Linked DNA regions of Homo sapiens: region 2 is linked to region 1. Evidence: read pairs that join two places in POLR2A ChIA-PET (ENCODE). Cell type or tissue: PC-3. All regions are shown on one strand. Region 1 overlaps CLASP1 (cytoplasmic linker associated protein 1). Region 2 overlaps CLASP1 (cytoplasmic linker associated protein 1).

What was found. Peaks named below come from ENCODE experiments on the same cell type or tissue, not always from the same donor. Only the 100,000 strongest peaks of a DNase experiment are listed, where the experiment ranks them.
Region 2: POLR2A ChIA-PET joins it to region 1 with 5 read pairs; 2 of 35 experiments call an interaction of 5 or more read pairs at or near these places.

The regions. Positions count from the first base shown.
Region 1 is chr2:121,582,372-121,587,371 of GRCh38, reverse strand. All of the region lies in intron 2 of CLASP1 (cytoplasmic linker associated protein 1), which reads left to right. Among named protein-coding and RNA genes, the nearest start is that of RNU4ATAC, 54 kb to the right of the region's middle. In PC-3, no CTCF peak of the experiment used is centred here; no DNase peak of the experiment used is centred here.
Region 2 is chr2:121,502,730-121,507,729 of GRCh38, reverse strand. It overlaps CLASP1 (cytoplasmic linker associated protein 1), which reads left to right. Exons shown (of 41, transcript NM_001395891.1): 8 at 4,496-4,563. Among named protein-coding and RNA genes, the nearest start is that of CLASP1-AS1, 25 kb to the left of the region's middle. In PC-3, no CTCF peak of the experiment used is centred here; a DNase peak (open chromatin) is centred at 2,509; H3K4me3 peaks cover 230 bases; H3K27ac peaks cover 2,240 bases.

The sequences.
Region 1 (5,000 bases):
ATTTCCAGCCCTGCCCTGGATCCAGGCAGGGGGATGTTCTAAGGATGGGGGGAGGGCAGGATTCCCTGCATACCTCTTACCCCTTAAGGTTCTGATCTATTCTCTGTCTTCTTCCTTTTTTTTCTTTTTTTGAAACAGAGTCTCGCCGCGTTGCCCAGGCTGGAGTGCAGTGGTGTGATCTCAGCTCACTGCAACCTCCGCCTTCCAGGTTCAGGCAATTCTCCTGCCTCAGCCTCCCAAGTAGCTGGGACTACAGGCTCGCACCACTGTGCCCGGCTAATTTTTATATTTTTAGTTGAGACAGGGTTTCACCATGCTGGCCAGGCTGGTCTTGAACTACTGACTTTGTGATCCGCCCGCCTCGGCCTCCCAAAGTGTTGGGATTACAGGTGTGAGCCACTGTGCCCAGCCCAGATCTATTCTCTTAAGACCACATCTTTCTTCCCTGGGATACTTTATTTTAGCCAGGATCAGCCAACTTGCTTGGTCATGCTACTTTGAGAAAAGTATGCTCAGAGCAGCTGGGAGAAAGCAGTGCGCTTCACAGTACATACTGCATGGGGGCTAAGTGTAGCTACTAACCTAGGCCTCAGGGGCTTCAACGTGCAGCTCTTCATATACAATGAAGGAGGAGGATTTATGCTCACAGGGCCCCAAAGCACAGGTGGATGTGGACACAATGGAAACACATTCATGCACACTCAGGACAGTTGTCTTTTTTTTTTTATTTTTAAATTCATATTGAACATAGTTTAGTTTAAGAAAACCTTATGCCAACGCATAGAGAAAAATCTGGTATGGCATATGCCAAACTATTAATAGTGTATTTTTTAAGGGGGGTGGAGAGAATTATAGGGATTACTACTTTGTAAGTTTTTTATTGTTGGAAAATTTTTAAATAATACATCTAGGATTTAAAATTTTTCTTTCTTTTTAAAGAACAGGGGCTAGGTGCAGTGTCTCACTCCTGTAATCCCAGCACTTTGGGAAGCTGAGGTGGGTGGATCACTTCAGGTCAGGCATTTGAGACCAGCCTGGCCAACACGGTGAAACCCCATCTCTATTAAAAATACAAAAATTAGCTGGGCGTGGTGGCGTGTGCCTGGAATCCCAGCTACTTGGGTGGCTGAGGCAGGAGAATTGCTTGAACTGGGAGGCTGAGGTTGCAGTGAGCCGAGATCATGCCACTGCATTCCAGCCTGGATGACAGAAGGAGACTATGTCTCAAAAAAAGAAAAAAAGAATAGGGTCCTCAAAAACGTCAAAGTACATGTCAGCTATGTTTGTATTATGTATGTGTTTGTTTCTTTCTGCCCATGTCTGTTATCTTTAACTAAAGGAGCAAGTAGAGTGGTCAGGTTGAGTGTGGCAGAATGGGAAGCCATCCAGAAGTCACTATTTTTTCCCCCAAGTAGCTGTGCTCTTGAGAAACCTTAAGTATCTTGGTTGAAAGACTTTTTTTTTTTTTTTTTGAGATGGAGTCTTGCTCTGTTGCTCAGGCTGGAGTGCTGTGGCACGATCTCGGCTCACTGCAACCGCCTCTGCCTCCTGGGTTCAAGCGATTCTCCTGGCTCAGTCTCCTGAGCAGCTGGGACTACAGGTACGCACGACCGTGCCCAGCTAATTTTGTATTTTTAGTAGAGATGGTGTTTCACCATGTTGGCCAGGATGGTCTCGATCTCTTGACCTCGTGATCTGCCCGCTTCGGCCTCCCAAAGTGCTGGGATAAAGGCAGTAGCCACCATGCCTGGCCAAAAGACTTATTTTTATAGACTGAGCTCTTGATTGCTTTCTATAAGGAAAATTGATCTGTTTTTTGTTTTTTCCTATCTCCAAAATTAGATATACCCTGTTTAGGGCAGGGGATGCGGTCCTAGAAATGGGAACGCTGGCAAAGGAGAGCAAGTATACTTAGTCTCTGTGGAGCTGTGTTCTAAATCTCACTTCGCAGTTGCTTTCTGTACCTGCACATCCTCTGAAATCATGACCTACCTCTGGCTATTCCATCTGTTGTTTTTTGTAACCTGCTGACAAATGCTCTCAAGCTACAGAGATGTCTTGAAAGCATTTTGTAATGTTGGGGCTTCCCCTCGTCAGTTTCTAGTTGGTGTTCTTCTTTCTCTTCTTTTATTTGAAGGTGACTCCAGCTATGTAAAATAGGCAATTTATAATTGAAAAGTTAACCTGGGACCAGACTGTTTGGGTTAGAATTCACACTCCTCCCTTTAGACCTTCCGTCACTAGCTGTGTGGTACTGGATAAGTTTCTTAATCTCTCCATAGTTTTTCTTCTGCAAAATGGGGACAGTGTTGATCCATAGGGTTGTCGTGAGGGTAAAAGAGTTCATGTGTAGAAAGTGGTTGACGTATCGTAAGTGCTGACATACAGTAAGTACTTGTTAGCTTTATGATCATTTTATAGCATCCAGTGTGATAGCCTTCTTTTGTTTCTTTGTGGTTGATCCAGCATTACAGCACTATCACTACTTGCCTTTGATGACCTGTTATGGATTTAAATTGTACCCAAACAGCCAAACAGTGGTAGAGAGGCCACAGAGGGATAAACAGTTTATTTGTCATTTTAAGAGACATTAGTTGAGGGTGCATTGGCTGAGTGTCTTTGCATTGTAATGGGTGAAGGCTACTGGGCCAGGTTTCTCAGTGTGTCAAAATGTGTACTAAAGTGGATTGTGTACTCCCACCTGGGTGACAGAGTGAGACCCTGTTTCCAGAAAAAAAAAAGAATTGTGGGGTACATACCCCACCATTTTTATTTTTTTTTAAATCTATTCTGGAAATAAGCAGTCATCTCTTTGTGAGGCATATCAGAATCATCTGGAGGCATTTAGCCTCCCTCTCCACCTTTCCTTAAAAACCAGGCTTAGATCATGTCTAAGTTTCAGGTAGTTGATTCTCACCCAGGCTGGAGTAAGGGAGAGACTTTAAGTCGCCATGTAAGCAGCTATTTGACTGTTTAAGTAATGGAATGCCCTACAAGTTTTTCAGTGTTGGAAGAAATTGCATCCAAAAGAGCATAAAACTGATCATAGAGAACGTCTTAGTCTGTTTCTGCTGCAGTAACCAAATAACCACAGACTGGGTGATTTATAAATAATAAAAATTTGGCCAGGTGCAGTGGCTCATGCCTGTAATCCCAGCACTTTGGGAGGCCGAGGTGGGAAGATCAGTTGAGCCCAGGAGTTTGAGACCAGTCTGGGCAACAAAGAAAGCAAGATGCCCATCTCCACAAAAATAAAAAATAAATGTATTTCTTACAGTTCTGGAGCCTGGAAGTCTAAGGTCAAGGTGCTGGTAGGTTGAGTGGTGAGGGCCTGGTCTTGGCTACCAGGATGATACCTTGTTGCTGCATCCTCTGGAAGGGACAAACGCTGTGTCCTCACATGGCAGAAGAGTGGAAGGGCAAAAAAGCGTCTAGCTAGTTCCTCCACCTGCCCTCCCCACGATTTTTTACATAAAGGTATTTCAGAAAAGACCCTAACACTTTCATAAAGTGTTAGTCTCATTCATGAGAGCTCTGCCCTCATGACTTAATCACCTCCCCAAAGCCTCAACTCTTGATGCTATCACACTAAGTTGCAGTTTCAACATAAATTTTGGAGGGGACACAAACATCCACACCATAGCAGTGAAGAACGAAAGAGAATACAAATGAGCAAGAACAGGAATGGACTTGAAAGGGGAGGTACTAGCTTTGATAAGTACTATATGGGTACTTGATGGGCATGCTATGAAAAAAGGGAGATGATTTTGCTTGAGTGAAGTCAAGAGTGAATTAGAAATGTTTGCTTTGCATATTTTGCCAAAATGGATAAGTGGCAGTGGGGATTGTAGAAAAGAAATGGTCTGAACATCATGAAGATAATCACCATGTATTTGATCTCCTGCTATGTGTCAGGTTTTTATATATGCATTATTCTTCAATTTTATCACAATTCCCAGAGGTTAGTTAGCTCTGGGACTCCTCCGGGTTAAGTAATAGTCTCTAAACCACATAGCATTTAACTGGAATTTGAATGGTCCTTCATGCAACCTCTGGCTAATAGGTATAACTTTGCTTTGTAATCACATTGTTTAGGGAGTATGGTAAGAAAAATAAAACAAGTCTTAGATTTCCTACTGGACTAATAGTAGGGGGTAGGTACATTTAAATTTTCAATGGAGGGAATAAAAGAAAAAGTTCAGCAGATGCTTGGAAGAGCAACAACGGTCCCTTATAGTAACTGGGCACTGGCTTGGTATTCGCAGATGAATAAGTGAAACACCTTTGGCTGGGCACGGTGGTTCATGCCTGTAATGCTAGCACTTTGGGAGGCTGAGGCGGGTGGATCACTTGAGGTCAGGAGTTTGAGGCCAGCCTTGCCAACATGGTGAAACCCCGTATCTACTAAAAATACAAAAATTAGCCAGGTGTGGTGGCAGGCACCTGTAGTCCCAGCTGCTTGGGAAGCTGAGGCAAGAGCATTGCTTTGAACCTGGGAGGCAGAGGTTGCAGAGAGCTGAGATCGCGCCACTGTACTCCAGCCAGGGCGACAGAGCAAGACTCTGTCTCAGTTAAAAAAAAAAAAAGGAAGAAAGAAAGAAAGAAAAGAAAAACACCTTTTGAAGGTGTAAGGATTTTAGGTGGACTAGCATTTTAACAGCCAGAAGAATAATTTTGACTACCTTAGAGCCAGTTTAGGAAGAAGACTTTCTCCCTCTCTCTCCCTCTCTCTCCCTTCCCCTTTCCCTTTCCCTTTCCTTTTCTCTTCCCTCCCTCCCTGCTTTCTGTCTTCCTGTCTTTGTTCCTTTCTGTCTTTCCCTCTTTTCTGCCTTTCTTTCTGTCTTTCTTTCTCTCTCTCCTCTCTTTCTTTCTCCCTCCCTTCTTTCCTTCCTTCCAAAAACATGTATCTTTCTTTCTCTCTCTTCCTCCTTCCCCCCTTCTTTTTCTCTCTTTTCCTTCCTTCCTTCCATCCATTCATCCATCCATCCATCTTTCTGTCT
Region 2 (5,000 bases), 80 kb after region 1:
TTGGTTATTGTGTCTAGATTTGGATCTCTTTAAGTTTATCCTGTTTGGAGTAGCTTGTTAAATATATAGATTGTTTTATATCAAATTTGTGAAGTTTTTAGCCATTATTCTTCATATATCTTTTTTTGATAATTTTTCAACGTGGTAGATGCCTGAGGCAACGATAACAACTAGGGCAAAGTATCTGACCCAAAAAGTCCTTTGAAAAGTACCGTATCTCCTTTTCTTTTTTCTGTTTTCCTGGGACTTCTGTTATGTGACTATGTTGGTACATTGGTTTTGTAAGATGATCTCTTAGACTCTGTTCATTGTTTTTGTTTGTTTCTGTTACTTAGGTAGGATATGGTATCATTTGACTGATCTTCAAATTTGTTGATTCCTTCTTGTCTCAGCTCAAATCTGTTGAACTCCTCCTGGTGAATTTTTAATTTCAGTTATTGTATTTTTCATCTCCAGAATTTCTGTATGGTTCTTTTAAATATATTCTTTCTGTTTGTTGTTTTTCTCTATTTGGTGAGACATTGTTCTTACACTTTAATTCTTCAGAAATAGTTTTCTTTAGATCTTTCGACATATTTATATTAGTTGACTTGAAGTCTTCATTGAGTTAAGGCAATGTATAGGTGTCCTTAAAAATAGTTTTTGTTGACTGATTTTTATTTCCTTTGTATGGGCCATATTTTCTTGTTTCTTTGTCTCATCATTTGTTGTTGAAACTGGACACTTGAAATAATATATTGTGGCAACTCAGGAAATCATATTCTTTCCCCTCCCCAGATTTTTTGTTGTTGCTTTTTATTGTTTTTGTTGCTTATTTTGTTCTAGTGACTTTCCTGAAAGAATTCCTTAAAGTCTTTGTTCTTTGTTATATGTTGCCACTGAATTCTCTGGTTGGTTAGCTTAGCGGTGAGCTAATGATTGAACAGAGATTTCCTTAAACATGTTGAACCAGTAAGTCTCCCAGCCTCTACTGACTGGCTCTGTGTTTTGGGGGCATGCTTTCAGTGCTCTGAAAGGTGTTTTGCACCTCTGTCTTCCTTTTTACTTCCTGCTTGTTCAGAGTGTCAAAGTCAGCCAGTGGGGACATTAGAGGCTTCAGGGGTCTTTCCTGGGCCTGTGCATGTGCACAGCCTTGCACATATACGTGACCTCCCAGGTTCCCAGGAGTATGTCAGTGTTTTCAAAGTTTGCTGTGGACATCTCAATTTCTACCCCTCCTTCCCCCCACCTTTTTTTTTTCCTATTTTTGGTCAGCTTCTTTGCCCCAGTTGTTATTTCTGTCTTGGGTATCCGCCATGTTGAACAGTTGTCACTGGTTAGTTTTGATCATCGCCTCAGGGAAAAGGCCTCTAACATTGAACAAGCTCTAAGTCAGGTCAGATAAAGACAAGCCCTGCAACTGGGCTTGCAGGGATGTGCCAGATAGGTGGAATGATAGTTCTTTGGGAATGGGGACTTTTAGGGAGCTCCAGACTTGGGAACTTCAGCTCTTTCTAGTGGCTGCCAGGCTGCTGGTTTTCACACTTGCCATGATGATAAGTTGATTTGGACGGTTTTTGCCAATGTTTTCTTTGCTTCTTTGAAGCAGATTTTCAAGGGTCCTTATTCTGCCATTTTAAAGTGCTACTCTCCTGTTTTATGATCACAATATTTTCTCTTATCTCTTTGGAAGCACTAATGACATTTTTAAAAAAACTTTTTCTTTCTCTTTAAAATCTCTTCTGTCCTCCAAGTTTGGATTTTTAAGTATGTGTTTATGTTGATTTCTCTTTTTCATGCTAGAAGCTCTGAGTATATGGATGCAGCTTATTGACTGAGATTGCCGTGATTAAGTATTTGCTTCCAGGAAATTATTTAAAATTTATATATAAAATTTTCTAGGAAGGAACTAATTTGAACTAAATCTTATAGTAAAATAAATTCTAATTGGATTGAAGAGTTTAATATGGAAATTTAAATTCAGAAAAAATAGAGGAAGATGGTGGTTGTCAAACCAGTAAAGAAATTTATTTTAAATGGAAATCCAGAGATTTAAAATAAAACAATTTAGTGGCCTCAGAGGGTAATCATTAGTTATGTATTCAATGTCTTTGAATATATAAAACTCATCCTTTTAGATTTGTGTGAATCAGTAGGTCCCAAGAGAGACATTTTATATTTTTGTGCTCAGAGCTAGCAAACAAAAACCAGTCCTTTCATTCCTAAGGATGCTTTGTTGGTGTTAGACTGTCTCTTTAGGTGGTAACCTTGATAGGAGCTGTTGTAGCAGCATTAATGAGCAGAGAATGAGGGAGCTAGTGAGGCAGGAGAGTAAAAGCGGAGGGAATTCTGAATTAAGGTGGACATACTAGTAATAGTTATGTTTATAGTGTTCTCATACCTAGTTGTTCAGGCTTGCCAGGTCGTGGGTAATGTGACCACAGTGAGAATGCCTCACCACTGAGAAAGAATCTGCAGACTCGTACACAATTACCATTTAGAATGGTGAATACTCTCCCAGGAATGAAAGAAATACTTGCCTTCTTCCAGTAATTTCAGGAACAGCCAGACTAGAGGTATACCTTGGCTCTAACTTGCAGACTTGCAGACATGCTCACATCAGAGGGTGTGGTTGTGACACAATCAAGTAGTGCCTTAGTGAGGGCATGCCCTGGCAACCGGTGTCATGATATTATTTATGAGTTTGTCAAGCCATTGGAGATCTTTGTTACTTTTAAAAAGGGAAGATAATGGAAACATCATAAGAAACACAATCATGTAAGGCATCTTTCCAGTTCTTTAGTAACTGCTGGATTTGAAAGTGAGTTATAGTTTTATTCATATCTGGTCCTGAGGTGGCAATTGGAGTTTTATTCAGTGCCAGCTTTAACGAATGGGTAGTGGCTGCCTGGAATAGTTTTGAGAAGGATTCTGAGGGAACATCTGGGCTTGGTGGAAAGATGGCTTGAAAAGATTGTTGGTGTCTCCTATGGAATGGGGGGAGGCAGTGCATCAGGCTGGTTCATCCCCCTCATTTGCTGATGTGTAATTTTGTCCTCTCTGTTACTTAGAGCATAAGCTCCAGAGGGTAAGAACTCACTAGCTCGGTGTTGGGCACATAATGGGCACTCAAGTATTTTTGAGTGAATGAACAAATGAATGAACTAACACCAGAGCTTGTGTGAATACCTACAGTTTTCCAGAGTGAGGAGTTAGGTTCCAGCTGTCTAACATAGTGATGTAACTCTCCTGAGTGAGTGTCTGCATGGCATACATAGTGTTTGGTACAAATACCAAAAGAATGTAGCTCACATCTCTACCCCTAAGGAGCTTCCATTCGCTTGAGAAGAAAAGGCAAACATATTTGAAATGATGAGAGCTGGCAGGATAGGATGGTGTGTTAAAAAGCACTTAAAATGTCCCTAAAATTGAATGCACAGATACATTGCTTTGGAATCTCAACACTTACTCCAGTATACCTGTGAGAAAGCCTCTTTTTTCTTTCTTTTTTTTTTTTTGAGACGGAGTTTCGCTCTTGTTGCCCAGGCTGGAGTGCAGTGGCACGGTCTCGGCTCATTGCAGCCTCTGTCTCCCGGGTTCAAGCAATTCTCCTGCCTCAGCCTCCCTAGCAGCTGGGATTACAGGCACCCACCACCACACCCAGCTAATTTTTTGTATTTTTAGTAGAGATGGGATTTCACTATGTTGGCCAGGCTGGTCTCAAACTCCTGACCTCAGGCGATCCACCTGCTTCAGCCTCCCAAAGTGCTGGGATTACAGTAATGAGCCACCATGCCCGGCTCAAGAAAGCCTCTTTTTTCTTAACTTTTTCTACTAATTATGATTGCATTCTCCCACCTTTTCCTTTCATTTTTGGTGTCACTAGGATGGAATATTTAGACTGGTTAAGGAATTTTGCTTTAATTTAAATGCCAAGGTGAAATGATCCATTAATAGAAAATAAATGTAATACAGATTTTTTTTTAAGCTGAAGATTATCCAGTCACAGCATTTGTTTCTAGAGAAATCATTTATAGCATTTTTGGATTAAGCATGAATCACAGCAATAAGCACAAGCCTTTGTAACGTACTATTAGTGCATTTTGAAAAGCTCCATCCCAAGTTATTGATAGTCTGCGCTAAGAAAGAAAGAGGAGAAACACACACTTCTCATAAGATACACATTTTGTGTAGAGTAGTCAGTAATGTCAGAGAGCAGGGGCTCTGGATTACTACTCTCAGGGCTAGAATCTCCACCCCACACCTGTGTCACCTCAAGGAGATTAAATGAGATCTTTCAGATAGACTTCTAGGCCCATTCTTTACCCATAGTAAGTGCTCAGTTATTGTTGGCTATTGTTAATGTTATTGATTGAGTCACTGTTTTGTTACTAGGTGGGTCTGTACCATTGTTTTTTTTGATGGGGAGTGGGGATCAACTTCACATTAGCATTTTAATATAATTGGCTATGAGCAGTGATGGTTAATAGTTTGTTTACATTTTTCTTTCATACAGGTTGAATGTAATTTTTACAAAATTTGATGAAGTCCAGAAATCTGGAAACATGATACAATCTGCAAATGGTGAGTAGAAAAAGCAATCCCTACTTTTGCTTTTTCAGTTTTACATTCGCATCATTTATGTTATATGTGAAGAGCTGAATTAGGTAATTTAGTAAGAGTTTCTAAGTCTTAAAACTTAACCTCCATTCACCCAGTTTTCCAGGCCAGAAACAATGCAGTGAATCATCACTGACTTTCTTTCATAACCTGTATTGAATTTATTAGCGAATCCTGTTGGCTTTACTTTTAAAACTGCGTCCTGAATCCCAGGAACTCTCATCATCACTGCTGCTGTCTTCCTAGCACAAGCTGTCATGGTATTTTACCTGGGCTCTTGTGTTTCCCTCCTAAACAGTATCTTTTCTTCTACTGTTTCCCCATGCCTAAAGTCTGTTTTTCATATAGCAACCAGAGTAATCCTTTCAGAATACAAGTCGGGTGGTGTTAATCTTCTTCCT